4 separate regions of the Homo sapiens genome follow, and all the other regions are linked to region 4. The links are chromatin loops, found by intact Hi-C in ENCODE. Cell type or tissue: PC-3. All regions are shown on one strand. Links, peaks and the distances in the headings refer to the core of each region. The heading gives the core; the rest is flanking DNA. Region 1 overlaps KIAA2012. Region 2 holds the start of LOC124906114 (a long non-coding RNA gene). Region 3 overlaps KIAA2012. Region 4 has its middle 11 kb from the start of CDK15.

What was found. Hi-C counts contacts between places; a loop is a spot of excess contacts. Peaks named below come from ENCODE experiments on the same cell type or tissue, not always from the same donor. Only the 100,000 strongest peaks of a DNase experiment are listed, where the experiment ranks them.
Region 1: it touches region 4 in a loop (5-fold over the local background); 7 of 110 quality-filtered maps call a loop at or near these places.
Region 2: it touches region 4 in a loop (16-fold over the local background); 12 of 110 quality-filtered maps call a loop at or near these places.
Region 3: it touches region 4 in a loop (14-fold over the local background); 82 of 110 quality-filtered maps call a loop at or near these places.

What each region holds. Positions count from the first base shown.
Region 1 is chr2:202,154,755-202,162,222 of GRCh38, forward strand. It overlaps KIAA2012, which reads left to right. Exons shown (of 24, transcript NM_001277372.4): 14 at 1-56. Among named protein-coding and RNA genes, the nearest start is that of KIAA2012-AS1, 41 kb to the left of the region's middle. In PC-3, for the core only: a CTCF peak has its summit at 4,225; no DNase peak of the experiment used is centred there.
Region 2 is chr2:202,053,863-202,061,330 of GRCh38, forward strand. It overlaps LOC124906114 (a long non-coding RNA gene), which reads right to left and starts at 1,483. Exons shown (of 2, transcript XR_007088053.1): 1 at 1,450-1,483. In PC-3, for the core only: a CTCF peak has its summit at 2,949 (motif pointing left); no DNase peak of the experiment used is centred there; H3K27me3 peaks cover 494 bases.
Region 3 is chr2:202,175,016-202,182,483 of GRCh38, forward strand. The region is part of intron 15 of KIAA2012; the gene reads left to right. It also overlaps the pseudogene PSMA2P3. Among named protein-coding and RNA genes, the nearest start is that of SUMO1, 60 kb to the right of the region's middle. In PC-3, for the core only: CTCF peaks have their summits at 3,531 (motif pointing left) and 3,734; a DNase peak (open chromatin) is centred at 3,536.
Region 4 is chr2:201,791,510-201,798,977 of GRCh38, forward strand. No RefSeq gene overlaps it. Among named protein-coding and RNA genes, the nearest start is that of CDK15, 11 kb to the right of the region's middle. In PC-3, for the core only: CTCF peaks have their summits at 4,564 and 4,769; a DNase peak (open chromatin) is centred at 6,132; H3K4me3 peaks cover 262 bases; H3K27ac peaks cover 1,729 bases.

The sequences.
Region 1 (7,468 bases), core at 1,400-6,399, 360 kb after region 4:
ACAGAAAAGAATTTTACACGCGCAAGCTGCACATCGACATGACGCCGTTCCTGAAGGTGATCTCACACTGAGAAGACGAGGGGTTTTATAGACACAAACACAGGAATTCCAGTTAATACACTTCTGCATGGTACAAAAACAGCTTCAGAAGTCCCTCAGAGCTCCTGCATTATCAGAAGGGACAGAAAATAGGCAGTTTGTAGCAGATGAAGAAAGAACAAATTAGGACAGTAATCACAGCCAGCCATCGGGGACAAATCAGTCGGGTGTCTGGTTTGGGTGGTGGGGGACAGGGAACAGAGAGGAGAAAGAGTAACTTTAAACCACCTCATAAAACAGTCAAATATAATTCATTTTATCTTGACAGTAGCTAAAATAATTGTTACTGTTTTACCACTGTCACTTGGTAGAGTTGATATTACTACTATAGAGAAGACTGATTCTTGAGTTAACTATTTAGACGTCAACTGCAAATTCCTTTCTGGATATCTGGCCTTGCTTTCTGTTCTCTAAGAGTTCATTGATCTCACAAGCTCAGCTTCATTTCAAGTTAAGGGTTCTGAGGGTTTCTATAGTGAGGGTGGCATTTGTCCATCTTTGCAATACTCCCTCCCACCCCAGCATCGAACACAGTGCCCGACACATGGAAGGTGCTCATTAAATGCTCCATGAATTGGCCCATCCTTTTCATCGCACACTCTCTGGTTTAGGGCCCCTTTCCTACCCATTCTTTGCCCTCCTCAGAGCTTACTGAACTGGAAATAAATAGCCATGGAGTGAAAGAAACTGACCAGGAACACAGCCAGGCCTGGCATGGAAGGATCTCAGATCCTTCATAGTACCCTTGAGGAAATATTCCAGGCCTTTGATAAGAAATGACTGAGAAAGACAGGAATGGGGCAGAAGAAACCAAATACTTGCGGAGTGCATGATGGTGGCTCTATCTAGTGCTATAGACTGGCAGGGCCTTTGGAGGTCATGAGGGTCACCCTCCGAATTCCCTGGGCTGCCCCAATCCCAATTCTACAAGGTGGGGCTTTGATTAAGAGTCATGCATTTGCCCAAAATCTGTCTCTGTCCATGACTGGGCTCTGCTTTTCGGGGCTTCCTCTTAGATAGGCTCTTCCCCAAGGGTGGCAAGTTGGCCACCAGCTTCTATTTCCCAGGTCATTCCGGTACTGAATATAAACCAAATGTGGGTCACTTATCCATACCCAAATGAAATGCCATTGGCCCACCCTGGAGCCACAGGGACTGAAAATGGGAAGAGAAAGGATGTCTGACAGAGGAAAATGGGGTACTGAAAACTATAAGAAGGAATTTCAGCTACTCAGGAGATTGAGGTGGGAGGATCGCTTGAGTCCAGCAGTTCAAGGATGTAGTGTGGTATGATTACACCTGTGAATAGCCACTGCAACCCAGCCTGGGCAACATAGTGAGACCCCATCTCTATAGAAAAAAAAAACTACAAGAAAGAAGAATGATTCTGGACGTCAAAAGAAAAGATATTTGTTACGAGTATTCAAAAAATACTGCCATACTCCATGACTTATCTGGTGAAACTATCCCTTTTATTCTTAGCAACAGTTTAGTTCTTCACTTAGGGCTGAGAGAATTATGAATCGTACTTTCTGGGAGGAAATATCATCACAGTCACCATTCATTAACCAATATTTGAGCACCTGCTATCTACTATGTGTTTGGCAGTTTCTGGGCATTTGGGATACATCAGTAAACAAAACAGACCAAGATCCCTACCCTGCTCCAGGATAGTACAGGTAACAGACAACAGACCTAATACACAAGCAGAGTGTGTAGCATGTTCAAAGGTGATAGCTGCTAAGGAAATGAGATAAGAAAGTGACTCACGCCTGTAATCCCAGCACTTTGGGAGGCCAAGGCGGGCAGATCACGAGGTCAGGAGATCGAGACCAGCCTGGCTAACACGGTGAAACCCCATCTCTACTAAAAATACAAAAAATTAGCCGGGTGTGGTGGTGGGCACCTGTAGTCCCAGCTACTCGGGAGGCTGAGGCAGGAGAATGGCATGAACCCGGGAGGTGGAGCTTGCAGTGAGCCCAGATCACGCCACTGCACTCCAGCCTGGGTGATAGAGTGAGACTCTGTCTCAAAAAGAAAATATGGAGCATCTAAGAACGCAGAATTCAAAGTGGGGAATTTTACAATAATTGCTTGTATATTTAGTATCCACAATGCTTTTGTATTACACTTTTTTTGTCCAGCAATTTTGGCACAGTATTATAGAAGGAAAAGTGTTGTCATCCCTAAGGCCCACTTTCCTGTCCACCTCCCTCAAGACTCACAGAAATGGCAACTCAGCCTGCTTCCAAAGGACTCACGAAGTACACGCTCGGTACACTTTCTGACTCCCAGACCAGTCTTTGCCCCAAAGACCTTCTCTTGGAAATGTTCAGTGTTCACTGCTCTCCCTAGATAGACCTTCTCCTTATGGATGTGGTAGCTCCCAGATTCCTGGGGATTGCCATGTAGTAAGACACAGTCTCAGGGTAGTACAGACAAAGATGATGAGTTCAAACAGAGAAGAGCACACAGGCTGTCCTCCACACCTGGAGCTGTGTGGAAACCAACTCATCCTATACATTCATTTGTGTATCTCCTGCCTGTCCGCAGGGCATGTCATTCATTTTTGCCTGGGGCATGTAGGAAGCATTGCACGTTGCAGGGGATGAGGGTAGGTGATAAGAAAGGTCAAGGCAGAACAAGGGAATGGAAAGAGATAAAAATAATCACAGTTGCTAACATTACTGAGGACTTATTCTGTGTCTGGCTTTGTTCTAAATTGTATATGCATGCATTTATTTAATTCATAAAATGAATCTAAGTATGTAGAATTACTCCATTTTACAGATGAGAAAACTAAGGCATTGAGAGGCTAAGTAACTTACCGAATGTCACACAGTTGGTAAATGGCAGAAGCAAGATTTGGTCAGGCAGCCCAGTTCCAGTGCCTATGCTCAACCATCTGTTATAAAGCCTCACTGCAGCCCCCAGCTGAGCCCTGTCCAATCAAAAACACTGCCTATCATGTTAGCTAAGCATCCAGCACTCCTTCTAGAAAATTCCATTCCTATGGACACATTCCATCTGCACCAGGAAGATTTTCTGACCCCACAGGATTTTGCCCTTCCCTCCAGTCCCACTCAAGTTCTGTGGAGACAATATAAAGCTTTCTCTCCCACTGATCATTCGGTTCCCCTCAGCCAACATATTTTTATTTTTAGACAGTCTCTCTCTGTCACTCAGGCTGGAGTGCAGTGGCACGATCTTGGCTCACTGCAAGCTCCCCCTCCTGGGTTCATGCCATTCTCCTGCCTCAGCCTCCCAAGTAGCTGGGACTACAGGCGCCCGCCACCATGCCAGGCTAATTTTTTGTATTTTTAGTAGAGACGGGGTTTCACCATGTCAGCCAGGATGGTCTCCATCTCCTGACCTCGCAATCCGCCTGTCTCAGCCTCCCAAAGTGCTGGGATTACAGGCGTGAGCCACCGTGCCCGGCCCCCTCAGCCAACATATATTAAATATGCTCTGAGTATCAGACACTGTGATAGGCACTGAGGATACAGAGATGAATCATCTCTATCCTTGACCTTCCAGGGAGCCTAGAATCTAACAGGAAGATAAACAATGAAACAGGTAATAGCACAATGTTGTGGCAGAGGCAGGCTCACGTTACTACAGGAGAGCATTCATTCATTTTCCATTTGTTGCATGTGAACTTCTCACATTTTAAGAACCTCTTTACAACACTGAAGGCAGGGTTTCACCATGTTGGCCAGGCTGGTCTCAAACTCCTGACCTCAGGTGATCCACCTGCCTCAGTCTCCCAAAGTGCTGGGATTACTAGCGTGAGCCACTGCACCCAGCTGAGACCAGCCTGTTTTCTAAATCAAAAAAGAAAAAAAAATTTTTTGAACCATGTTTTTAAAAACTCAATTTGTGTTTTTTCAAAAAGAAATGGTAATTGATGAATGAATAAGGATAGAGGTTTTTTTCAGGGACTTTTTAAATTATCAGGGTTAGGTCATGGTAGTAGGGAAGAAAATAGCAATAATGCCTATTAATGCTAGATATCAAATTGAATATCCTTATACTCCACATTGATATCAAAGGATGTGTATGTTATGCCCAGAACATCTGAAGAATGAGAAATAAGCTTCCACCTCGCAGTTCCCACACAGTTAGCATATAGTGCCCTCAAATGCAAGGTAGAGGAATTGGCCTGAACACGGACAACAGCCAGCCATGCCTGGAGTTAGAGCTGCCCCACCTGTTTTGAGACCAGTCCCAAGCATTACGTATGTGGGCAGGTGTACATGCATCCCACGAAGCAGAAGGGGGCTGCCCCGAAACCTGTGGATTTCACATACAACAGGAAAATAATGCTTGGCTTAGGACATCATCCAAAGATGGAGCAGGGTGCCTTAGGAGATAAGTTCTTGTCTCCACAATCATTTAAACGTGCCTTGATGACCACTTGGCAGGAAAGTTGTAGAGGGATCACGAGCTGGTCTCAAGATTTAATGGTGCCAGGACACTTGAATAATATTCCCAGGAAAAAATATGTATGAGTGTGTTCTATTTCCAAAAAAAAAAAAAACAGAATTAAGTATAATATTATCAATATTAAAGTGTCAGACTAGTAGTTGGGAAGCCCTGGGTGGGGCAAGGGGTACTTCTCTGACACTCTGATACTAAGTGACCTTGTGATGCTTCTGAGACTCCATTTTCTCTTTAATAAAACAGAAATAATAATACTGGGACCTGACAGGGCATGGTGGCTCCCACCTGTAATCCCAGCACTTTGGGAGGCCAAGGCAGGTGGATCACCACCTCAGGTAGTTCGAGACCAGCCTGGCCAACATGGTGAAACCCCGTCTCTACTAAAAATATAAAAAATTAGCCGGGCATGGTAGCATGTGCCTGTAGTCCCAGCTACTCAGGGGGCTGAGACAGGAGAATCTCTTGAACCCGGGAGGCGGAGGTTGCAGTGAGCTGAGATCGCACAACTGCACTCCAGCCTGGGCAACAAGAGCAAAAGTCTGTCTCAAAAAAATAATAATAATACTGGGAACTCCATACCTGCCTCTCAACAGTGAAGCAAGAATTACATGAACTAATAGTTTTGAAAGAATGTTCACATCTGTAAAGGACTCAATTCATAAGGGAGAAAGGAACATTCACTGATCCCTGCTAAGGGCCAGGCCCCTCACATATTGAGCCTTGTATAATCTTCCTGTCACCCTTCCCAGTAATTGTGCTGATCCCCACTGTGCAGATGAGGAAACCGAGGCTCAGAGATGACCAGTCACATGGCTGGCAGCAGAGGGAGCTAGGATTCAAAGCCAAAAATCCCCACAATATCAGAGATCTATGAGGTCTGTCTGTTCTGTTCCTGTGTACCTAGTTGTACTTCTTTGTTCTAGCTGCAGAACCCAAGAAGGGAGCAGAGATTTGATATTATATATTAATCTTTTTTATCTTAATAACACAAGATACTTTATGATTTTTCATAAGGTCTTTTTTTTTTTTTTTTTTGAGATGGAGTCTCGCTCTGTCACCCAGGCTAGAGTTCAGTGGCGTGATCTCGGCTCACTGCAAGCTCCACCTCCCGGGTTCACGCCATTCTCCTGCCTCAGCCTCCCAAGTAGCTGGGACTACAGGCGCCCGCCACCATGCCCAGCTGATTTTTTATATTTTTAGTACAGACGGGGTTTTACCATGTTAGCCAGCATGGTCTCGATCTCCTGACCTCGTGATCCGCCCACCTTGGCCTCCCAAAGTGCTGGGATTACAGGCGTGAGCCACCACGCCCGGCCAAAATCATAGTCTTTAACAAAGACAATGTAGGGGACTTTTCTGTTACACAGGAAAAGTTATACTACCTTGAAGTTGAAACTTTTGAATGAGATCCTGATTTTCTTCCATCATTTAGAAAGTATTGAAATTAGTCATTTATATTCATGTATCATATGGTATGTTACATGGAATTTCCAAATGTCTCTTCCTGGTTAAGCCTTTTGAGAACTCTACAATTATTTATTATTACTCCCATTTCACAGGTGTAGAAGCTGAGGTTCTATGATAGGTCATGCAGCTGGCTCAAGACAGGCTGGAGGCCGCACTTCAGACTCCTGCAGCACATGCTCCTCCATCCTCCCAGCAGCTCCCTAAGAAAGCCTGCTGTGGTCCTAAAAGTAACATGCCCAGCAGGGGGGCTGTGCATGAGAGTGGAGGGCAGGATGGCTGGAAGGTTTTCCAAGGAAAAGATAACCTAAGATCACTTGTCCAGCATCTGTCGGTTTCCAGTTGAAGAAACTGAGGCTCAGGGGTTAAGTAACTCCTATGGTCTGTAAGACATCAAGTGTAGTAGTTAGGACTTGAGTGCAGACAGCCTGACTGCAGGACCTGTACTTCAGCCACCGGAGAAAGCGCCTCTCACATGTTGGTTTCAATGCTGTAGTTTGTGTTCACAAAGTGTTTGTGACTCTTCCTCCTCCTCTCCCAGTCTTATAATACCACACTGCTGCCAGTGCTCTAAATACAGCTCAGTCTTATCAGTGGTTTGCTTGAAATTCTTTACTGTGTCCCCATTGGCCCTCTGGTTAAATTCCAAGCATCAAAGATGTATTTATTTTACAAATAGAAAAATATAACATGTGCAATTTTTCTTAAACTCCGAACTGTAACATGCAAGATCTGGCCTGTGTCTAATTTACACTGTCCACACACTGCCCCCGCACCAAACTATCCCCTAACCAGCACATGCTGCTTCCTCTGCTTGGAATTGTTCTACCTTCCCTTCACTGCAAGATTTAGCACTGTGTCTGCTGGTAAACAACCTTCCCAGCCTAATTTAGCTTCACCTCCCATGAGGCCCTGCAGAAACCTGTCATAATCTGCCACAACATTTATCACGCTGCATTGCAAACTGACTTGTCATTTCCCCACAAGCCAGTGAGCATCCTACGAATACATCTTTCATCTTTGTGCCCCCGGTGCCTATCTCGGTACCTGGCACACAGCAGACACTCAATAAATGTTCATTAGCTGAATGAACAGAGGAAGAGCAAACAACCTGGCCAAAATAACAGAACTGGGATTTGAATTTACAGTCCCTCCATTTGTTTTGCTCACTCACCAAGTATTATTACCTGTTTCCATCACTCTGTTTTAATCATGCATTTGTAACTCAGACTAAAAGTGACATCACATTTTATTTAGGTTTAGTTTCTTTAATTCAAATTTTGAATCTGAAATATATTCAGAAGGTTTTTTTTTTCAAATTTAAGTAGAAAACAGTATGCCTTCCAGCTGCTCAGCTCCCTTCCCTTGAACAACTGGAGTTGCTAGTTTCCTGTGTCCCCTTCCTAGAATGTATAATGCATATATATAAGCAAATACAGATAGATACATACACAGATAGATA
Region 2 (7,468 bases), core at 912-5,911, 260 kb after region 4:
CCTGGCACATATTAGATGCTCAAAAAAAATTTGTTAAATGAATGAATGCACGAGCTTCAAAAATTGTTTGAGTTTTCTTGATAGGATGGCTGTGACAATCAAAACTAATTGCATCCAATATACATCAAAGATACAAAAAATTGCATCTTTCAAGAACTACAAGATGCCACTTTCTGCAGAAATGCCAATACATAATTACAGGAAAGAAAAAACTCATGATTGGTGCAAGAAAAAACTGACCAAGCGTTATCATGTAATATTTTAATGATCCGTTTATATGTCTGCTACCCCAGTGGATTCTGTGCTTTCTGAGAGCTGGAACTGGGTTTTGTTTCTATTTTATGTCCAAATCATAGCACAGTGCCTGGCATATACCACTTGTTCAATATCTGTTTGTTAGGGGGAAAGAAGGGAAGAAAGGAGAGAAAGAGAGGGAAAAGAGAAAGAAGGAAGGGAGAGATGCAGGGAAAAAAGGAAGAAAGAAGGAAGGAAGGAGAGAAGGAAGGAAGGAAGGGAGGGAAGGAAAATAAGTTTCAAGTAAGAATGTAGCAGTAAGCCTAAGAAATGCCCAACAGATTCTTTACAACTGACAATTATTGAGTCGTAGGATCTCTGAGCTGGGAATGACCTTTATTTGTCTAATTCCCCAGTTGAAGATTTGAAGAGAAATTTCAATGCAGAGAGACTAAGTGGCACATAGCTAGTTAAAACATAACCAAGATAAGAACTCAGGTTTCCTAACCCCAAATCTATACCATGCAGGTTCCTTCTGGCAGAGAACTAATAGGCTGAAACTACAGTCACACAAATCTGATTATTTGGGGCAAGTACAAGAGGGTTTCTAGTAACTTTGCAGTTGCAAACCCTGATGCAGCTGAAGCCTCTTGATGAAGCCCTGAGAATCTATACGAATCAAATCCAAGAGCTGTGTGCCCTGCATGAGCTCATCCCACTTCCAGTCTCTTGCTGAGAGGCTGTCAAGCTCTCTGCAGAAGAGTGGCGTCTGGGTGTTTATACATGGATGTGCAGCAGTGACACTGTAGACATCTTCTGTGTAGTGTAAATATGAAGTGGTCATCTTAGCAACCTTCCTTCCTCCCTCCTCCAGCCACAATGCACCTGGTAGCCACGAACCCTACCATGTTGGTATAACATGGACAAATCATCACAGTTGCTTCCTCTGAGCAGTCCCCCAGATTACAGTTGATGTGAGGTTAAGTGGCTGATCCAAACTAGACCAAGTTGGGCTTCCCCTGAAAATTACTGGAATTGAAAAGAAGTCAGGCTAGGCACAGTGGCTCACACCTGTATTCCCAGCACATCCTTTGGGAGGATGAGGTGGGAGGATTGCTTGAGGCCAGGAGTTCAAGACCAGCCTGGACAATGTAGTAAAACCCTATCTCTCAAAAAAAAATTTTTTTAATTAGCTGAGCATGGTGGCACACATACCATTGGTCCCAGCTACCCAGGAGGCTGAGATAGGGGGATCACTCGAGCCCAGGAGTTTGAGGCTGCAGTGAGGTCTGATTGCTCCTCTGCATTCCAGCTGGGTGACAGAATGAGACCCTGTTTAAAAAAAAAAAATGAAAAGAAATCAGTCTCTCTTTAGGTCCCCAGGCTGTCAGATGAGTCTGGATGCCATCCATGGCCATCTTATGGGCCTCAGAAATAAGAAGCAGCAATAACACTAATGCCACCCAGGTCCCTGATCCTACTGTTCCTGAGATGCAACTCAGTGTCATCATCAGCATCATCATCAATCATCACTAACCCTTTTTCTCTAATATGGCCTGCATTAAGTTTCTGTCATTTGTAATCAAAAGGGCCCTACTAATAAAATACACTATTTTTTAAAAAACTTCAAAGAATAATTAGACTAAAAAGAAAAAAATGAGACTTTCCTATATGCACTTCTTATTGCCTAAAATGTCTCTTATTCTGGAAACTATCCAATAATGCCAACTTCTAAAAAAAAAGTGGTAATTGGGAAAAGGGTGGGAAATAATAAAGCAGATAAAACGGTAGATTTGGCATCCCCACAAGTATTGTGTGTCCGTCTGGGTCCTCCAAGAAGCGGATGCCAAGACAGGATTAGGTGTGCAAGAGATTTCTTGAGGAAAACACCTGTGAAGGAAGATGAGGAAGGAGCCAGGAGAACCATGAGACTGGGCACAGGTCCGCCTTGGGCATAGGAGAGAGGGAAGGAAGGTTGGATGGAAGTGTCTCAGACTGCTGTGCAGTTCTAAGAAAGTTCCTCAAGGATATCGGGAGTTCTTGAGCCAGTCACCCATCAGAAGAGTCCCATATCTGCAGCATCTCCCAAAATGGAGCCTGGCTACCATAGCATCTGTCATACGCAGTCATTGGCTGGGAGCAGCCTGTGAGAACCTTAGCCTCCAGAAAAATGTGGTGATCAACTCAGAGCATAGCAGCTAGAACCCTCTATCAATTACACTCCTCAAAATTAGAGATCTGAGGGGTGCCTTTTCATGGCCACCACGGGGTGCTGTTCTCTTCGCACGGCCCCATTCAGTACCTGTTTCTTCAACATCCTCCTGAAAGCCACCTACTCCTCTGTCCTGATTTATACCAACCGAAGTGCTCTATCCCTCTCTGAATTCCCAAGGTATTTTCTTGTCCCTCTCTTACACAGCTTCATGCTTTCTATCTTGCATTACTTTCTACTTCATATTGTGTGTGTATATATGCAGCACACTCAGATACAATGAAACCTTGAAGACTATTCTGGAATGGGTCTGAGGTGGGGGTGGAGGCTGCTCACCTCATCTTCTTACTCTGGGCACTGGAATCTTGATCTGAATCCTCAGAGTTTACCTCATTTAGATATCTGCTTTATTCCCTTTATTCTCAGACTCTTATTTGCTCACATTTTAACATTTCTAAAATTGGAGTGCAGCTTATAATTTATGTCAAAAGAAATTTGCCACCTGCTGGCAGGAGAGTGAGTTGAGAAGGAGTTGTTACTGTCTGCCTGTGGGAGAACTTAGCGAGGCATATTTACAATAAGTGAAGCAAATATTTATTGCTGAAGGCATGACTACACTTTCATGTCTTTCAGCGAAACATCAGACAAGCACTTCAGAGGACACAGGAAAAGGACTGCCAGTCTACACTATGGGCACTGTAATTATATACAATAAAAATTGACAGATATCTCAGGAGAAATAGCAGAATTTTTAAAGTTACAGGAGTTTGGTGTGATCGGCTCATTCATTGAAAAGTCACCCTCAGGTTCCAAACATCTTTCAGAAGCTTCTGGGTGACTTTGGGAAGAAGGTTTTACCCTATAGAAAAGAATAATTTAATTAAGGGAAGGACAAAACTATGAGTTTAACCAAACAGGAAATACAAATGAAACCCTGGTGTTCCACAATATGGCTAAAAATTAGACTGCCTAGCCTACATTTGCTAAGGAGGTCAACATCACCAGCCCACGATTGGAAAGTAGAGAATCTCCATGATGCTATGCACAACTGCCAATGGTTACAGATGATTCCCATGATGCTATGCACAACTGCCAATGGTTACAGATGATTCCCATGATGCTATGCACAACTGCCAATAGTTTCAGATGATTCCCATGATGCTATGCACAACTGCCAATGGTTACAGATGATTCCCATGATGCTATGCACAACTGCCAATGGTTACAGATGATTCAGAAGAATCCACAGACTACACCTGAAAGAGGTTTATTATCAAACACTGAATGAGATGCTGAAAAAGAATATATGGATAAATATTATTTTTAGTGTTCATATTTATTATAGTGGTTTTTACCCCCTTAAAACCTGTTATTAAATCAGTAGTGTACCTAAAATACATGGCATCTTGGAATTGAGGAACTAGAGTTAGTATAATAATCAGTGGCATAGTTCTTTAACTTTTGGCTTTAGGTTGATGCCAAAAGGAATTGTTAAGAATGATTAAATCCACACCCTGTAAAGAGAATTCCATACAGTTTACAATATTGAGTTGGCAAAGATCAGTATAGGTAACACAATTCACTCTCCCTCCCTTGCCTATGGAAGACATCACTGAACATCCATGGAGCTCTTCTTTGCTAAGCCAGGAGTCTGCAGAATTATGCCCAATCAAGTCTTCTAGGCAGTCACTACCAACTGATTGAACTTGGTACATGATAGGAATCTTGGCTGCCATCCGTATGCTATATTCTTGTATGGAATGTGACTCTGAAGAATATACAAGGAGCTCTAATACATCTCTTTCTCCACCCTAAAGAGTTAGTGAAATCCAGCCAGAGCAATCAGACAAGAGAAAGAAATAAAGGACATCCTGATTGGACAAGAAGAAGTCAAATTATCCTTGTTTGCAGGAGATACGATCTTATGTTTAGAAAAACCCAAAGACTCCACAAAAAATAACTACAGCTGACAAGTTCAGTGAAATTGCAGGATACAAAATCAACATACAAGAATAGTAGCATTTCTATATGCCAACAGCAAACAATCTGAAAAAGAAATTTAAAAAGTAGTCCCATTCACAATAGCTACAAATAAGATACCTAGGAATAAACTTAACTAAAGAGTGAAAGAGCTCTACAATAAAAACTATAAAACATTGATGAAAGAAATCAAAGAAGACACACAAAAAATGGGAAAATATTCAATGTTCATCGATTAGAAGAATCAATAATTTTAAAATGTCCATACTAGCTGGGTACAGTTGCAGTTGCCTGTAGTCCCAGCTACTCGGGAGGCTGAGGTGGGAGGGTTGCTTGAGCCCAGGAGGTGGAGGCTGCAGTGAGCTAAGATCATGCCACTGCACTCCAGCCTGGGTGACAGAGCAAGACCCTGGCTCTAAGAAAATAAATAAATAATAGAAATGTCCATACTACTCAAAGTAAACTGCAGATTCAATGCAATCTCTATCAAAATATCAATGACATTCTTCACAGAAATAGAAAAAAAAATCCTAAAATTTATATGAAACCATAAAAGATGGAATAGCCAAAGCAATTCTGAGGAAAAAAGAACAAAGCTGCAGACATCACATTACCTGACTTCATATTATACTAAAAAGCTATGGTAACTGAAACAGCATGGTACTGACATAAAAACATACATGTAGACCAACCGAATAGAGAACCCAGAAATACATCCACACATTTATAAACAACTTATTTTCAGCAAAGGTGCCAAGAACATACATTGGGGAAACCACATGCTCTTCAATAAATGGTGCTGGGAAAACTGGATATCCATATGCAGAGGAATGAAACTAGACCCCTATATATCACCATATACAAAAATCAAATCAAAATGGATTAAAGACTATGAATCTACTAGAAAAAAACATTGGGGAACGACTCCAGGACTTTGGTCTGGGAAAAGATATCTTGAGTAAGACCTCAAACCACAGGCAACCAAAGCAGAAATCAACAAATGGAATCACATCAAGCTAAAAAGCTTCCAGGACAGGTGTGGTGGCTCACGCCTGTAATCCCAGCACTTTGGGAGGCCAAAGCGGGTGGATCACCTGAGGTCAGGAGTTCAAGACCAGCCTGACCAACATCATGAAACCCTGTCTCTACTAAAAATACAAAAATTAGCTGGGCGTGGTGGTAGGTGCCTGTAATCCCAGCTACTTGGGAGGCTGAGGCAGGAGAATTGCTTGAACCCAGCAGGCAGAGGGTGCAGTGAGACGAAATCAAGCCATTGTACTCCAGCCTGGGCGACAGAGTGAGACTCCATCTCAAAAAAAAGCTTCTGCACAGCAAAGGAAACAATCAACAAAGTGAAGAGACAACCCACAGAATGGGAGAAAATATTCACAAACTACCCATCTGACAAGATATTAATAACCAGAATATATAGAGAACTCAACTCTATAGGAAAAAATCTAATAATCCAATCAAAATGGTCAAAAGATCTGAATAGACATTTCTCAAAAGAAGACATACAAATGGCCAACAGAGATACAAAAAAATGCTCAACTTCACTAATTATCAGAGAAATGCAAATTAAAACTACAATGAGATATCATCCCACCCCAGTTAAAATGGCTTTTATCCAAAAGACAGGCAATAACAAAAGCTGATGAGGGTGTGGAGAAAGGGGAACCCTCATATACTGTCAGTGGGAATGTAAATATGGTTAACAATAATACAGCCACTATGGAGAACAGTATAGACATTTCTCAAAGAACTAAAAATAAAACTACAATATGATCCAGCAACTCCACTGCTGGATATATTTCCAGATGAAAGCAAATCAGTATATTGAAGAGATACTGCCATGTTTATTGCGGCACTATTCACAATAGCCAAGATACGGAATCAAACCTGTTTCCGTCAACAGGTGAATGGACTTTTAAAACATGGTGTATAGACACAATGGAATAATATTCAGCCATAATAAAGAATGAAATCCTCTTATTTGCAACAACCCGGATGGAACTGAAGGACATTATGTTGAGTGAAATAAGCCAGGTACATGTTTTTACTCATATGTGGAAGCTAAAAAAAAAAAAGAAATCAAACCCATGGAGATAGAGAATAGAACAATGGCCACTAGAGGCTGGAAATGGTAGTGAAGAGAGGGGGTTACGGAGAGGATGGTTAATAGGTACAAAAATACACTTAGATAGAAGGAGTAAAATCCAGTGTTCCGTAGCACAATAGTGTACTATAGTTAACAATAATGTTCTGTATATTTCAAAATAACTAAAAGAGGAATTAGAATGTTCCTAATACAAAGAAATGATAAATGACTGAGGTGATGGATACACCAATTACTCTGATTTGATCATTACACATTGCTTTCTTATATCAAAATATCACATGTGGGCTGGACACGGTGGCTCTCACCTGTAATCCCAGCGCTTTGGGAGGCCGAGGAGGGAGGATCACTTGAGGCCAGGAGTTCGAGGCTGCAGTGAGCTGTGATCATGCCACTTCATGCCAGCCTTGGTGAAAGCACAATTCTGTCCTGAAAATAAAAATAAAAATAAAAATAAATCACATGTATCTCATAAATATGTACAACTATTATGTATCCATAATTATACATTTTTTAAAAAGAATTCATGAAAACTCACAAAAATGTGGTCAAAAGAATAGTTTGAGGATTAATTTGAAATCTTTTTGAAGGTTCTGGGATTTCTAGATCCAGTGTCCCACATTGCTTTGGGCTACCCCACCTGGTTACTAACCACAAAAAGTTCTATCTTTGTTTATGTGTGTATATATACACACATAAACATATATACATACAAACAAACATACATACATTGTTTATGTATTATATATATGTTTATGTGTGTGTGTGTGTGTGTGTGTGTATATATATATATCCTTTAAGTACCACTCAACTTTCAATTGATGTATTTAAAACATTTTCTTCCTGCTGGGCACGGTGGCTCACGCCTATAATATCAACACTTTGGGAAGCCGAGGAGGGTGGATCACAAGGTCAGGAGATCGAGA
Region 3 (7,468 bases), core at 1,477-6,476, 380 kb after region 4:
TGTTTTGGAATTTGCAAACCAACTGTTTACAATTGGTTGATATGACCTTTAAATCTCATTGAATTTATAAGTTCCCTTCCATTTCTTTTTTTTCCCCCTTTTAGTGTATTTGTAGGAAATTGGGTCACTTGTCTTGTTGAGTTTCAATCTAGACTTTGCTGATTGCGTCCTCATAGTGTAGTTTAACATGTTTCTCTGTCTTCCACATGTCCTGTAAGTTAACACTTGGGTCTAGAAACTTGATCAGATTCCGGTTTGGTTTGGTTTTTCCTTTTGGCAGTCTATAAATTCAGTGCAATTTCAATTTTAAAAATCCCCAACAGGGTTTTTGGCAGAACATGATTAGCTGATATTAAAATTCATATAGAAAAGCCAGAAATAGTTGTCATGGTCTGAATGTTTGTGTCCCCCAAAAATTCACATGCTGAAACCTCATCACCAATGTAAAGGTATTTGGAGGTTGGGCCTCTGGGAGGTGATTAAGTCATGAGGGCAGAGCCCTCATAAATGAGATTAGTGCCTTTACAAAAGAGGCCCCAGAGAGCTATCTTGCCCCTTTTATCATGTGAGGACACAAAAGAAGGTGCCCTCCATGAACCAGAAAGTGAGACTTCCCCAGACACTGAATGTCCCCAGACACTGAATGTTCCAGCACCTTGATCTTGAACTTTCCAGCCTCTAGACCCACAAGAAATAAATTTCTGTTGTTTCTAAGCTACCCAGTTTATGGTATTTTGTTATAGCAGCCTGAACAGACTAAGATATTAGCCAGTATAATTTTGAAAAAAAATAAAGTGGAAGTTTGCCCTGACAAATATAAAAACTTATTTTAAAGCTGTAAAAAATAAAACTGTGTGCTATTGGCTTAGAGACAGACAGAAGAGAATAGAGAATCCAGAAATAAATGTGCCCACATATGGAAACTTGATATATGGCAATGGCATTATAAAGGGAAATAGTGGAGAAAGGATGATCTATTATTCACTATATAATTTTGAGACAACTGGTTATGCAATTTTAAAATTCTCACCTCACAAAATATCAGGTGTATTCAGGAGCTTAATGTCAAAAAGCAAAATTTAACTTTTAGAGGAAAATATAGCAGAATATTTTTATGAATTTTGGAAAGGAAAAAACTTTTTACCTATTATTCATAACACAAACCATAAAGAAAATTATTGATAAATCTTTTTTTTTTTTTTGGGACGGAGTCTCGCTCTATTGCCCAGAAAGTGCAATGGCATGATCTTGGCTCACTGCAACCTCTGTCCCCTGGGTTCAAGCGATTCTGCTGCCTCAGCCTTCCAAGTAGCTGGGATTACAGGTGTGTGCCACCAGGCCCGGCTAATTTTTGTATTTTTAGTAGAGACAGGGTTTCACCATGTTGGCCAGGCTGGTCTCAAATTCCTGAACTCAAGTGATCAGCCTGCCTTGGCCTCCCAAAGTGCTGGGATTACAGGTGTGAGCCACTGTGCCCCGCCAATGAATCTGACTATATTAAAGTTTGAAGTTTTCAACAAGACAACATGAAGTTAAAAGCCAAATTGCAGATTAGAAGGAGATACCTGCAATGCATGTAACCAACAAAGCATTAGTAACCAAAATGCAGCAGCATTTCTTCCCTCTACAAATAGGGAAAGAAAAAGACAATCAACCCAAAGGAAAAATGAGCAAATGATGTGAACAGGCAACTAACAGAAGAAGAAACACAAATAAATGGCCATAGAGAAAAAAAAGTTCTCCTTACTAATCAGGAAAATCCCAGTTAAAACAAAAAGATATCATTTCATATATATCAGACCAGCAAAAGTTTAAAAGTCTATAAACACTATTAATGAGGATATAAAGTTTTAGTAATTTAGAGCAATTTGAAAATATTCAATAAATTGAAGATGCATATATCCTGCATCCCAACAAGTTCATTCCCAGGTATCCTTTAGAGAAAGCATGTATGAACAGTGACTCACCTAAAAAGGTTCATTGAAACATTATTAATAATCATAAACAATTGGAAATAATCAAAATGGCCACCAATAGTAAAATGGATTTTTAAATGGTCACATATTTATACAACGGAATACTATATGATAGCTGAAAATAAAATTACATGTATTAATATGGGTTAATCCCAAAAGACTTATTAAGGGTTTTTTGCCTTATTAAGCAAAATAAGGCAAGTTGAACAAGTTACATAAATAATATCATTTATGTAAAGTTTTAATTTGTAAAAAATACTATATATTGTTTACATGTGCATGTATATGTAATACAGATATAAAAATATATATGAGGATTGATGAATATCAAATTGAAGAGACTGATTACCTCTGGGAGGGAGAGGGAAATGGGATTATATGTGTCTTAATCCATTTTGTGATGCTATAACAGAATGCCTGAGATTGGGTAATTTATGAAGAACAGAACAGTCTCCCACAGTTCTGGAGGCTGAGAAGCCCAAGATCAAGATGCAGGTTTCTTACTGTGTCCTCACGTGGTGGGAGGCAAAAAGGCAAAAGAGAGGGAACTCATTCCCACAAGCCCTTTTTCTTTTTTTAGAGATGGGGTCTCTCTATGTTGCCCAGGCTCAACCTGAATTCCTGGACTCACACTATCCACAGCCTCAGTGTCCCGAGTAGCTGAGACTACAGGTGTGCATCACTGTGCCCAGCCCACAAACCCTTTTTATAGCAGCATTAATCCATTCATGAGGATGGAGCCCTCCATGACCTAAACACTTTTTATTAAGCCCCACCTCCCAACACTGCTGCATTGAATATTGATTGAGTTTCCAACACACAAATTTTGAAGGAGACGATAACATTCACACCATAGTAGCATGTGATAAATGAAGTCTTGGACTGTGTCTTAAATGTTTGATTTCTTTAGAAAATGCATGACTTAGGCTGGGCACAGTGGCTCATGCCTGTAATCCCAGCACTTTGGGAGGCCAAGGCAGGCAGATCACTTGAGTTCAGGAATTTGAGACCAGCCTGGCCAACATGGTGAAACCCTGTCTGTAGTAAAAATACAAAAATAAGCTGAGCATGGTGGCGTACACCTGTAATCCCAGCTACTTGGGAGGCTGAGGCAGGAGAATTGCTTGAACCTAGGAGGTGGAGGTTGCAGTGAGCTGAGATGGTGCCATTGCACTCCATCCTGGGCAACAGAGTGAGACTCTGTCTCAGAAAAAGAAAGAAAGAAAGAAAGAAATGCATGACTCAAATATGGCAAAATGTTAAAATTTTACAAAACTAAGTGGCAATGAGTATACAGTATTTTTCCTATACTGTGAACGCTTAAGATATTTTATAGACTTTTAAAAAGTACTTAAAAGTTGTAAGTTATTCAAAGCACTGACTTCGTTTGTTCCAATACTTCCTAAATATCAGGTTATTTTACTAAGAGAAAAAAAAAATCACCCTTCTATGGCCCACATCCCAAAACTGGGAAGGTTTCAATTCTAATCACAATGGAAGTTTCACCAATGTACAACCTCAGCTTTTGGTCAATACAAATACGCCCTCTGCTGGTTCTATCATGCCCTGTCCCAGAGTTCAAAATAGTTGAGAAGAGCAGTGAAAGTCTTCAGTGAGAGTTTTTTCGCGCCAGTCATGTTAAGGAAAGAAATACTCACAGAACTACCCTTTGGCACCAAGATACTTTAATCAGCTTCTGCTCTCTGTTAATGTTACATATTATCCAAGACAAAATAAATTCCAAGGTGCAGCCCCAGTCAACCTTTCCAATTCCTCAACCACCTTTGCGCGTTAACAATCTTGTGCCCCTCTAAAGTCTGGTGGTTGATTTGAGAGACAGTGGACACCTCCCTGAACCTGAGTAGAAGTAGAAGAAAACCAAAGTTGCAAAGAAGCTCCTGGGCGGGGAAACCACAAAATAACATTGAAAAACAGATTAACTGTAGTATTAAGGGAATGATGCCAATGGAATAATGGGTGAACTTTTTCTTTTCAAATCTTTCTTTAAAAGTATAACATCTTCAAATAAAACTGAGAAGAAATAAATTAATTCATGCAAGAATCTACTTCTCAAGAGAGAAAGGCACTAATTGAATATTAGAGTCTTCCTTTCAAAAACAGTTTTGTGTTTTGAGGTTGGTTTTGTTTTAATATTCATCTTCCCCACTGGAATGTAAGCTCCCTTAGACCAGCATCTGTGTCTATCTGATTCAAATTGGTACAAATTTTCTAGGGAACAATTTGGCAGTAGGCATTGTGACTTAAAAACTGTACATACTTGTGCTTTGGCTCTTCGGGTAAAGATGGCGGAGCGCGGTACGGCTTTTCGCTGACTACATTCAGCCCGTCTGATAAACTTGTCCGGATTGAATATGCTTTGGCTGCTGTAGCTGGAGGAGCCCTGTCAGTGGGAATTAAAGCGGCAAATGGTGTGGTATTAGCAACCGAGAAAAAACAGAAATTCATTCTGTATGATGAGCGAAGTGTAGACAAAGTGGAACCAATTACCAAGCACATAGGTTTGGTGTACAGTGGCGTGGGCCCAGATAACAAAGTGCTTGTGCACACAGCTCGAAACTAGCTCAACAATACTATCTTGTGTACCAAGTGCCCATTCCCACAGCTCAGCTAGTGCGGAGAGTAGCTTCTGTAATGCAAGAATATACTCAGTCAGGTGGTGTTTGTCCATTTGGAGTTTCTTTACTTGTTTGTGGTTGGAATGAGGGACAACCATATTTATTTCAGTCAGATCCATCTGGAGCTTACTTGGCCTGGAAAGCCACAGCAGTGGGAAAGAACTATGTGAATGGGGAAACTTCCCTTGAGAAAAGATAAAATGAAGATCTGGAACTTGAAGATGCCATTCATACAGCCATGTTAACCCTAAAGGAAAGCTTTGAAGGCCAAATGAGAGGATAACATAGAAGTTGGAATCTTCAACGAAGCTGGATTTAGGGGGCTTACTCCAACTGAAGTTAAGATTACTTGGCTGCCAGCCGGGTGGGCGCGGTGGCTCATGCCTGTAATCTCAGCACTTTGGGAGGCTAAGGTGGGAAGATCACCTGAGGTCGGGAGTTCAAGACCAGCCTGACCAACATGGAGAAACCCCATCTCTATTAAAAATACAAAATTAGCCGGGCATGGTGGTGCATGCCTATAATCCCAGCTATTCGGGAGGCTGAGGCAGGAGAATCACTTGAACCCGGGAGGCGGAGGTTGCGGAGAGCCGAGATCGCGACATTGCAGTCCAGCCTAGGCCAAAAGAGTGAAACTCCTCCAAAAAAAAAAAAAAAAAAAGAATTGCTTGGCTGCATAACAATGAAGTGACTGAAAAATCCAGAATTTCAGATAATCTATCTACTTAAACATGTTTAAAGTATGTTTTGTTTTGCAGACTTTTTCATATGTATTTCTACATGGCTTAAATCGACTGTTTTTAAAATGACACTTATAAATCCTGATAAACTGCTAAACCCACAAAAAATAGACTGTACATCCTTTAATCAGAAATATGAACAAAGAGTAAATTTTTTAATAATCAAAACATTCCTGACCAGATGCTGTGGTTCACACCTGTAATCCCAATACTTTGGGAGGCCAAGGCGGGTGGATCACTCGAGGCCAGGGTTTAAGACCAGCCTGGCCAACATAGCAAAACCCAGTCTCTACTAAAAATACAAAAAATTAGCTGGGCATGATGGTGCATGCGTGTAACCCCTGCTGCTCAGGAGGCTGAGGGATGAGAATCGGTTGAACCCAGGAGGTAGAGGTTGTAGTGAGCCGAGATCGCACCACTGCACTCCAGCCTGGGCGACAGAGCGAGACTGTCTCAGAAACAAAACAAAATAAAAATTCCTTTCAAGGATATTCTATGCAAAGTTCTTTATGGTTATAAAAAATAGAAGCGATATGAATTTTTAAAATTACATGTTTGGTTAAGTCACTTATGGTACATTCATACGATAACATACTGTGCTGCAATTAAAAATTTTTTTTGAGACAGGGTCCCACTCTGTCTTTCAGGCTGGAGTGCAGTGGTGCCATCACAGCTCACGGCAGCTTCGATCTCCCAAGCTCAAGCGATCCTCCCACCTCAGCCCCCTGAGTAGCTGGGATGACAGGCTTATGCCACCATGCCCAGCTGATTTTTCTATTTTTTGTAGAGACAGGATCTCACCATGCTGCCCAGGTTGGTCTCAAACTCCTGTGCTCAAGCGATCTGCCTGCCTCAGCCTCCCAAAGTCCTGGGATTATACACATAAGCTACCACATCTAGCCTAAAATCATTTTTAAGAACATTTAGGCCAGGCGTGGCAGCTTATGCCTGTCATGTCAACACTTTGGGAAGTTGAGGCAGGAGAATTGCTTGAGGCCAAGAGTTTGAGACCTGCCTGAGCAACATGACAAGACCCTGTCTCTACAAAAAGAAAAATTTTAAAACATTAGCTGGGTGTGGTGGTGTACACCTGTAGCCTCAGCTATTCAGGAGGCTGAGGTGGGAGGTCCCTTGAGCCCGGGAGTTCAAAGTTACAGTGAGCTGTGATCATGCCACTGCACTCCACCCTGAGCAACAGAGCGAGACCCTGTCTCTAAGAATAAAAAAAAAAATTAAGAATATTTAATTATATGGGAAAGTTGTAATATAAAAGTAGATTAAAATTGAATATACACTAATCAATTATATGGAAATATGATATTCATTAGATATACATGAAAGCAAATACACCAAAATATTTGCAGTAGTTGTATATGGGTAGAGTGAGAGAGCATGGTGAGATTTTTTTGGTTCTTGTTTGTTTTTACCGTGTGCTGGCACTGGTTTAGGCACTTTCCTTGTATTAACATATCTCTTGCTACTTTTTTAAAGCAGCTTTATCAAGGGATAATTGACATACAATAAATTAGACCTTTTCAAATTGTACAATTCCCATGAAACCGTCACCACAATCGAAATACAATATTCATCACTCCCAAAAGTTTCCTCATACCTCCCCTATTCCAGCCTCCTTCATCCCCAGACAACAACTGATGTGTTTTCTGTCACTATAGATTAGTTTGCATTTTCTAGAATTTTATATAAATGGAATCATGCCATATGTACTTTTTTTTCTTTATTCTTTTTTTTTTTTTTTTTTTTTTTGAAATGGAGTTTCACCCTTGTTGCCCAGGCTGAAGTGCAATGGCGCGATCTCAGTTCACTGCAACCTCCACCTCCCGGGTTCAAGCCATTCTGCCTCAGCCTCCCGAGTAGCTGGGATTACAGGCTTGCACCACCACGCCCAGCTAATTTTGTATTTTTACTAGAGATGGGGTTTCTCCGTGTTGGTCAGGCTGGTCTCGAACTCCCAACCTCAGATGATCTGCTTGCCTCAGCCCCCCAAAAGTGCTGAGATTACAGGCATGAGCCCCCACACCCAGCCAGCCATATGTACTTTTTCGTATGATTTCTTTCACTCAACATAATTATTTTGAGATTCATCCATATTGCCAGG
Region 4 (7,468 bases), core at 1,490-6,489:
TATTTGGACTAATTTTAATAATGTTGCAATATGATATATTTTTAATGTACTATTTGCAAAATTCTTTGTGTGTGCATTTTATCCTCAAAACAACCCCATACTAGGAATAATTATTCCCAAAATACAGATGAAGAAACTGAGGCCCAGTGACCTGTCCAAGTTAATTCAGCTATTCTAAGTGGGAGACTCAAACCCAGGTCTCCAAACTCCAAATACTCTGCTTTCTCCCTACTTCAACCCCTAATGAATCAAGGTGTTTTTATTTTATTTTTTATTTTTTGAGACAGGGTCTCACTCTATCACCAAGGCTGGAGTACAGTGGGGCAACCATGGCTCACTGCAATCTCGAACTCCTAGGCTCAAATGATCCTCCTGCCTCAGCCTCCTGAGTAGCTGGGACCACAGGCAGGTACCACCATATCCAGATAATTTTTTGATTTTTTGCAGAGACAGGGTCTCCCTATGTTGCCCACACCAGTCTTGAACTCCTGGCCTTAAGTGATCCTTCCACCTCAGCCTACCCAAAGTGCTGGGATTACGGGTGTGAACTACCACGCCCGGACAAATTAAGGTGTTAAGTAGAGTTCAGGACTAATATAAAAAGTGCGGTTTAAGAAAGGGATGATAGAGGATGACAGAAATGAAATAACAAGGTCAGTGAAGGCCAGTATTAAAAACTGAGGATAAGATTCATGGGAGGGTGGTACAGGGATATGCCTTAGAGGGGGATCGGAATGAATACTAAGTAAACATTGGTTCCAGGGGCCCATCCTGTGTGTGTGTATGTGTGGGTGTGTGGGAGAGGTGTATTCACATTTATATAAGTACTCTTATTTAATTTGACAAGTGTTTATTAGGACTCTAAAAGAGGTAGAAGATCTAGTTCATACCCTGACAGTATACTTACCATCTTGTGAGGAAAACAATAAAAATAGTGATTAGAATGAACAAATCAGGATCAGGCGCAGTGACTCATTCCTGTAATCCCAGCACTTTGGGAGGCCAAAGTGGGTGGATCACCTGCGGTCAGGAGTTCAAGACCAGCCTGGCCAACATGGTGAAACCCCGTCTCTACTAAAAATACAAAAATTAGCCGGGTGTGGTGGTGCACTCCTGTAATCCCAGCTACTCGGGAGGCTGAGGCAGGAGAATCACTTGAACCCAGGAGGTGGAGGTTGCAGTGACCCAAGATCATGCCACTGCACTCCAGCCTGGGTGACAGAGCGAGAACGTCTTTAAAAAAATTAAAAAAAAAAAAAAAGATTGCACAAATCAGACAGTGACCCAGAGCTCAGCCTTGAGGAAAGTCAGTGTTGGGGAGGGGAGGGCAAAGAAGCAAGTAAAGGTTTAGCAGACATGGCACCTCAGTCTGGACTTGAAGGAGGGCTAGGCACAAAGGAAGGGGAACATGTCAGATGAGAAACACGTGAAGGTTCAGCCAGATGAGCAAGGAAGGTTGGTTAGAAAGAGGAGCTGCTGGTGTGGCTCCTGTGAACACAGGTAGGTAGGGCACGATAGAGTCAGGCAGTTAGAAGCCAAGCTGAGGAATCGACACTTGATTCCATAGGTAAGTAGGGGAACTTGAGGATGTTTAATCAGAAATGGTCAAAGAGGCATTTAAAAAAACAAACTGCAGGCGGGGCGCAGTGGCTCACGCCTGTAATCCCAGCATTTTGGGAGGCCGAGGCGGGTGGATCACAAGGTCAGGAGATCGCGACCATCCTGGCTAACACGGTGAAACCCTGTCTCTACTAAAAATACAAAAAATTAGCCGGGCGCGGTGGCGGACGCCTGTAGTCCCAGCTACCCAGAGAGGCTGAGGCAGGAGAACGGCGTGAACCCGGGAGGCGGAGCTTGCAGTGAGCGGAGATAGCGCCACTGCACTCCAGCCTGGTCGACAGAGCAAGACTCCGTCTCAAAAATAAATAAATAAATAAATAAACCGCAGAAAGATCTTCTGCGCTTTCAAAGTACAGTCGTAGTCTGGGTACCTTATTCTACTTAACTATTAAAATAGAGATTGTGTGTTTGTGTGTGTGTGTGCATGTTACATTTTTTATTCTTACTAAATTAGATTACATTTCCTCTCTCAAGTTAAACAAGGTAGTTAAGAATAACTTAGATTATTGTTTTTAAAAAATATATGCTGAGATTCTAAGTGGATGAGATCTTAGAAAAGGGGCACTCACCCCTCATTGACATCTGGGAGTATTTTACTATGTGGCTGAACTTCATGCAAGAAGATAAAGCCCAAAGTGAAGAGCAAAGACCTGCTGATGACATGCGGTAATTTGGAGGAATGATTTAAATAGCAATGCTTCTATTCATCTCATACCAAAAAATAATGAGTGGACTGAATGATTAATCACCAGCTGCAGGTAAGCAGATGCTAGCTTGCTATTTTTAAAATGGAAGCACATGCTGTTTGAGACTGGTTGAGACACATTCATAAATCCTATATTGACTTATAAGTAATTAGACATCAAAGCAAGAATATTTTAATAAAATGTAAATATCTATATTTAAATAAAATGTTCTTCTATATCTGAATAGTTTTATGCAATGTGTGCCTAATGGTGTTATACTTCCCTGTCTTTTTCTTTTCTTGTCTCAGTGTTGTTGGCAAAGCCTGTACTGTTGACATGGCCTAGCATTCTGATCTCAAGCTGGGCATTACAAGCACCCTGGTTGGTTTGTTTTTTTCTTTTTAAAATTTCTTTCTTTTTTTTTCTAAAAATTAAGAGCAGTAGTTTAGGGCTAAAGAGCTTCTTTTTTCATATTACAATGCATAACACATACATTTCTATATACGTTTTTATTTAAAAAGCATTAGTCCCCCATCTACCAAAAAATCATGCCTCAGATATTTATTTGCAAGTGAATTGTTTTCCCATAGAAACAGTGAGGTTAATAATGGTTTAGTTCCTGGGCTTACTTACAATTACTGATTTATGATGTCGTTCTTAGCTGAAAGCAATGCTTTTGCAGTATTTTGTAATTTAGAAAATGAGAAGAAAAAACCCTTGGTATGGAGTGAGTCATTTTTCATGAATATCGGTGCTTAGAGAAAAGCATGTTTCAGGGTACCAGGACCGAGAGATCCACGGAAACCATGGAGTTGTGGGGCACAGCGAAGAAGGGGTTGGTGAGCAGAAACAGCACCCTGCCCAGCCATATGGGAGCCCAAAGCAGAAGGAACAATGTGTGCCTTTATACTTATGGATATCAAAATATCCTTCCACATATTGAATCAAGTAGAAAAATTAATATAATTCCTATAATTTGGGAAACACCTATATATAAAGCCCTGTGTTGTCGATCTGTTCTCACATAGAGATCAACCCTCTCTGTAGGGGCTGGGGCAGAGAGGAGGATGGGGAGGGGGGGCCCTCCTGGCAGCCCAGTGACCTGGGACCTGTGGACTGATTGGAAACCACTATTCTCTTTTTAAAATTCTGATACTGATTATTTTGCTCGTCATAGATTTTTGTGCATTAATTTTTATTTTAATTATTATTATTTTTTTAGACTGAGTCTCACTCTGTTGCCCAGGTTGGAGTGCAGTGGTGTGATCTCAGCTCCCTGCAACCTTCACCTCCCAGGTTCAAACGATCCTCCTGCCTCAGCCTCCCGAGTAGCTGGGACTACAGGTGCCCGCCACCACGCCCAGCTAATTTTTGTATTTTTAGTAGAGATGGAGTTTCACCATGTTGGCCAGGCTGGTCTCGAACTCCTGACTTCAGGTGATCCACCCGCCTCAGCCTCCCAAAGTGCTGGGATTACAGGAGTGAGCCAGCGCATCCAGCCTATTTTAATTTTAAAGTTTGTTTTAGAAATATTGCATTATAAGATTATTTATTATTTTTATGCATTTAACTACTGAGTGTTTTGGGGTCCCCTTATGCTTCCTCTCAGTCCCAGCACCCATGGGAAACAGTGAGGAAGGGAGCTACATAAGGGGTCCCCCAGGCGAAAATATTCCCTCTTTTTCTTTTTCTCCATTCTTTTTCTTTCTTCCTCTCTCCCTCCCTCTCTTCCTTCCTTTTTTCCTTTCCATTTTCTTTTCTTACTTTGCACCTCCATCCCTGGCTGCTATAGAAGACTCTGCTATGGGCAGGAGCCAACTGGATACTAGGGGCTGGGAGCTGGGAGGAGGACAGAATTTCTGAGGGGTGAATGGCCTAATCAGTTTTACACAAAGCTTTAAAATACTTAATTTTTAAAAAGTGTGGTTAGCCCCTCTACATTTCAGAGCCTTGGGGCCAAGTCCGGCTTGTCTGGCCCTAGCAACTGCTAGGCTTATGTATGTGATAAAGGCAGTTGGAAGAGTGAGAAAATGTTATGAAGCAACTGGATAGGGCAAAGAAAAAAGATTTTTTAACAAAGGATGTGTGTACATTTGAGAAAGAGTGCCTGAGGTGGAACCAACTTGGCTGTGAGTAGCAAAGTCCAAGGAAAATTGGGGTAGGTGAAGAGGTTTGGGGTTTGGAAGGGCATCATCATCTTGAAAAAAAAGTTGGGAGGGAAGAAAAGTTGATTTGGTCAGTTCTCCATCCTGACCACCGAGTGGTGCTGTCGGTACAAGGCTGTCTTCTTTCTGGAAAGAGAGCCAGAAAGTGTCCAGGCACCCTGGGATTGAGATGGGAAGAGGGAGTCTTAGAGGATCTCCCACACAATTTGTGAATATCAGAAATTTACAAATCAGGTTTTGCAACTTGCATTTATTTGTATTTTATACATCCACAAAACATGCAGCATATTTTAAAGTAATAATAACTTGCAGAAGACTTTTCAAACAGTTCTAAAATTACTGTTTTTAGTACTGCGGAGTGTGCTGAACTTCATGAAAAAGGAGGGTTTCCAGGCCAGACCACTTTATTCTGACACAGCAGGAAACTTTAGGATAATATTAAAGAAGTTAATGGGAGCGTTTCAGTGTACTTCACAGGAATTAACAAGTTGTACAAAGATATCATCATTCTTTAGTCAATAGGCTGGGCACTTCTATAGTGGACTGATTGTTCTGCATGTACACTGACTGTGAGGGAGTGCTAGAGAGAGAGACATGGAATTGAAGACAGCAGGTGGAGGAAGCTCACCTCAGCCTCTATTTTAGTAATGCATGTTTCCTGTCAGAGAGGAAGTTTTTTCACATGAGTATCAAAAAGCAAATCCCACATACAAGGAATGATGTGCTGAGCTCTCAGACCCATTGTGTCAGGGGAAAGGGTGCTTACTCACAGTACCCAGGTCCTCATTGTTGGAGATATGGCTAAGTCCCTAGTGTCAATACCAGTGAGTTTATTTATTTATTTTTATTTTTTCAAGACAGAGTTTTGCTCTTGTCACCCAGGCTAGAGTGCAATGGTGCAATCTTGGCTCACTGCAACCTCTGCCTCTCGGGTTCAAGCAACTCTCCTGTCCCAGCCTCCCAAGTAGCTTGGATTACAGGTGCACACCACCACACCCAGCTAATTTTTGTATTTTTAGTAGAGACGGGGTTTCACCATGTTGGCCAGGCTGGTCTCAAACTCCTGACCTCAGGTGATCCACCCACCTCGTCCACCCAAAGTGCTGGAATTATAGGCGTGAGCCACTGATCCCAGAACCAGTGAGTTTAAATTCTAGTTCTGATATCTATGCTCTAAAAAACTTTGAACAATTTGCAGTTTTCTTATTCAAAATTGGGGGAATAAATATCTACATCACAGAATTAACTAAGATAATGTATGCAAAGTGCTTGTTTAGAACAGATACAAAATGGTAGCCATATTCGGTGATAATGCCTACTGAAGGAAGGCAGAAGCAAGCGCGGGCACAAAAACTCTGGTATGACTCATCATCTCCACATTCTTAAATTGTATGGAGAAGGAAAATGGTGAAGTAGGCTAAAAGTATGGCCTCTGCAGCTGATCCACCTTGGTTCAAATCCTAGTTCTACCACATCTTGCTTATTTGGGCAAATTATTTAATAATTTTGCCACAGAATGGTTATGAGTAAATGTAAGTAAACCATGTGTTTGCCTTCTTATTTTCACTTCCTAGAGCCAGAAGACTTGGACTAAATTCATGACAAGTTGCCTCACTCTGGGACCTGATTGTGCTATATTTGCAACCTGTTCTTTATAAAAAGAACGTTGAGTCATTCTTTTAAAAATTCATGCTGTTATACTGAGAGTGGAAAATTAAATATAAAGTTGTGGTTCTCCATTTCAGGGGAATCACATCATCAGTTCAAGTCCTTTCTGGAATTTTCCCATAGTCCATTCAGACTCAAGAAACCAATCAACCGTATAAATGCAAAGAAAAACAGAAAGTATCCAGTCTGTAGAAGCATAATTTTCTTTTTTGTTTAGACTGGAAGAAAGAAGTCTTCCACTTTCCCTGCTTCTACAGCTATCCCAAGTATTCCTACAGTTTGAGATGACGAGTCCTTTTTTAGGTACAGTGTTCAGTACACAGCAGTCCCCCTTTATCTGTGAGCGGCGAGGGATATGTGTTCCAAGACCTACAGTGGATGCCTGAAATCAAAGCTAGTACCGAACATCTATATACACTGCGTTTTTTCCTATACATACATGCCTATGATAAAGTTTAATTTATATTGGGGACAATATGAGATTAATAACAAAAACTAATAATAAAATAGAACAATTGTAACAATATATCAGCATCACTAGTCTTGCGCTTTGAGGCCATTAGGTAAAATAAGGGTTATTGAACACAAGCGCTGAGATACAGTTGATCTGATAACCTAGAGGGCTACAAAGTAACGAATAAGAGGGAAGAATATACAGGGTGAATAAGCTGGACAAAGGGATGATTCACATCCTGGGCAGGTTAGTGTGAGATTTTTATCACACTACTCAGGATGGCGTGCAATTTAAAACTTATGCGGTGTTTATTTCTGGAATTTTTCATTAAATATTTTCAAACTGTGGTTGACCACGGGTAACTGAAACCATGGAAAGCAGAACCATGGATTGGGGAGGACTACTGGAATGGCATTGTTTCACAAGCTAAGCCATTCTGTCACAAGAACACCTTGCAATGAGATTTCCTTACCTGCCTGTGCAATGTCTTTTTTTTTTTTTCACGTCAAATGCTTTCCAGTAGATTTAGAATGTGGACCTACACATATGGAATCACTCAGCATTCTTGAGCATTCCATTTGTAGTTAAAAGAATTTTGATCCACAACCAGTAATCTTGTTTCAGGAGTGAAGTCCAGGATGTGGAGAAAGCCTGAATGAGAGGCAGGAATCTAGTATCAAGGCAAGGACCATGGAATTTAAGGCTAGAAACCTAAGCATATTATTCGCAGGCCCCAAGAATGGTCTTTTAAAGTCAGTAAAAACTGAATAACTCACCAGTTTCGAACCTTACTCTTTATTAAAAACAATGGAAACAGAAGATAACACTGGAATTTGCAACATCAACTTCATTGTGAAAAGCAAGTACAAGTAAAC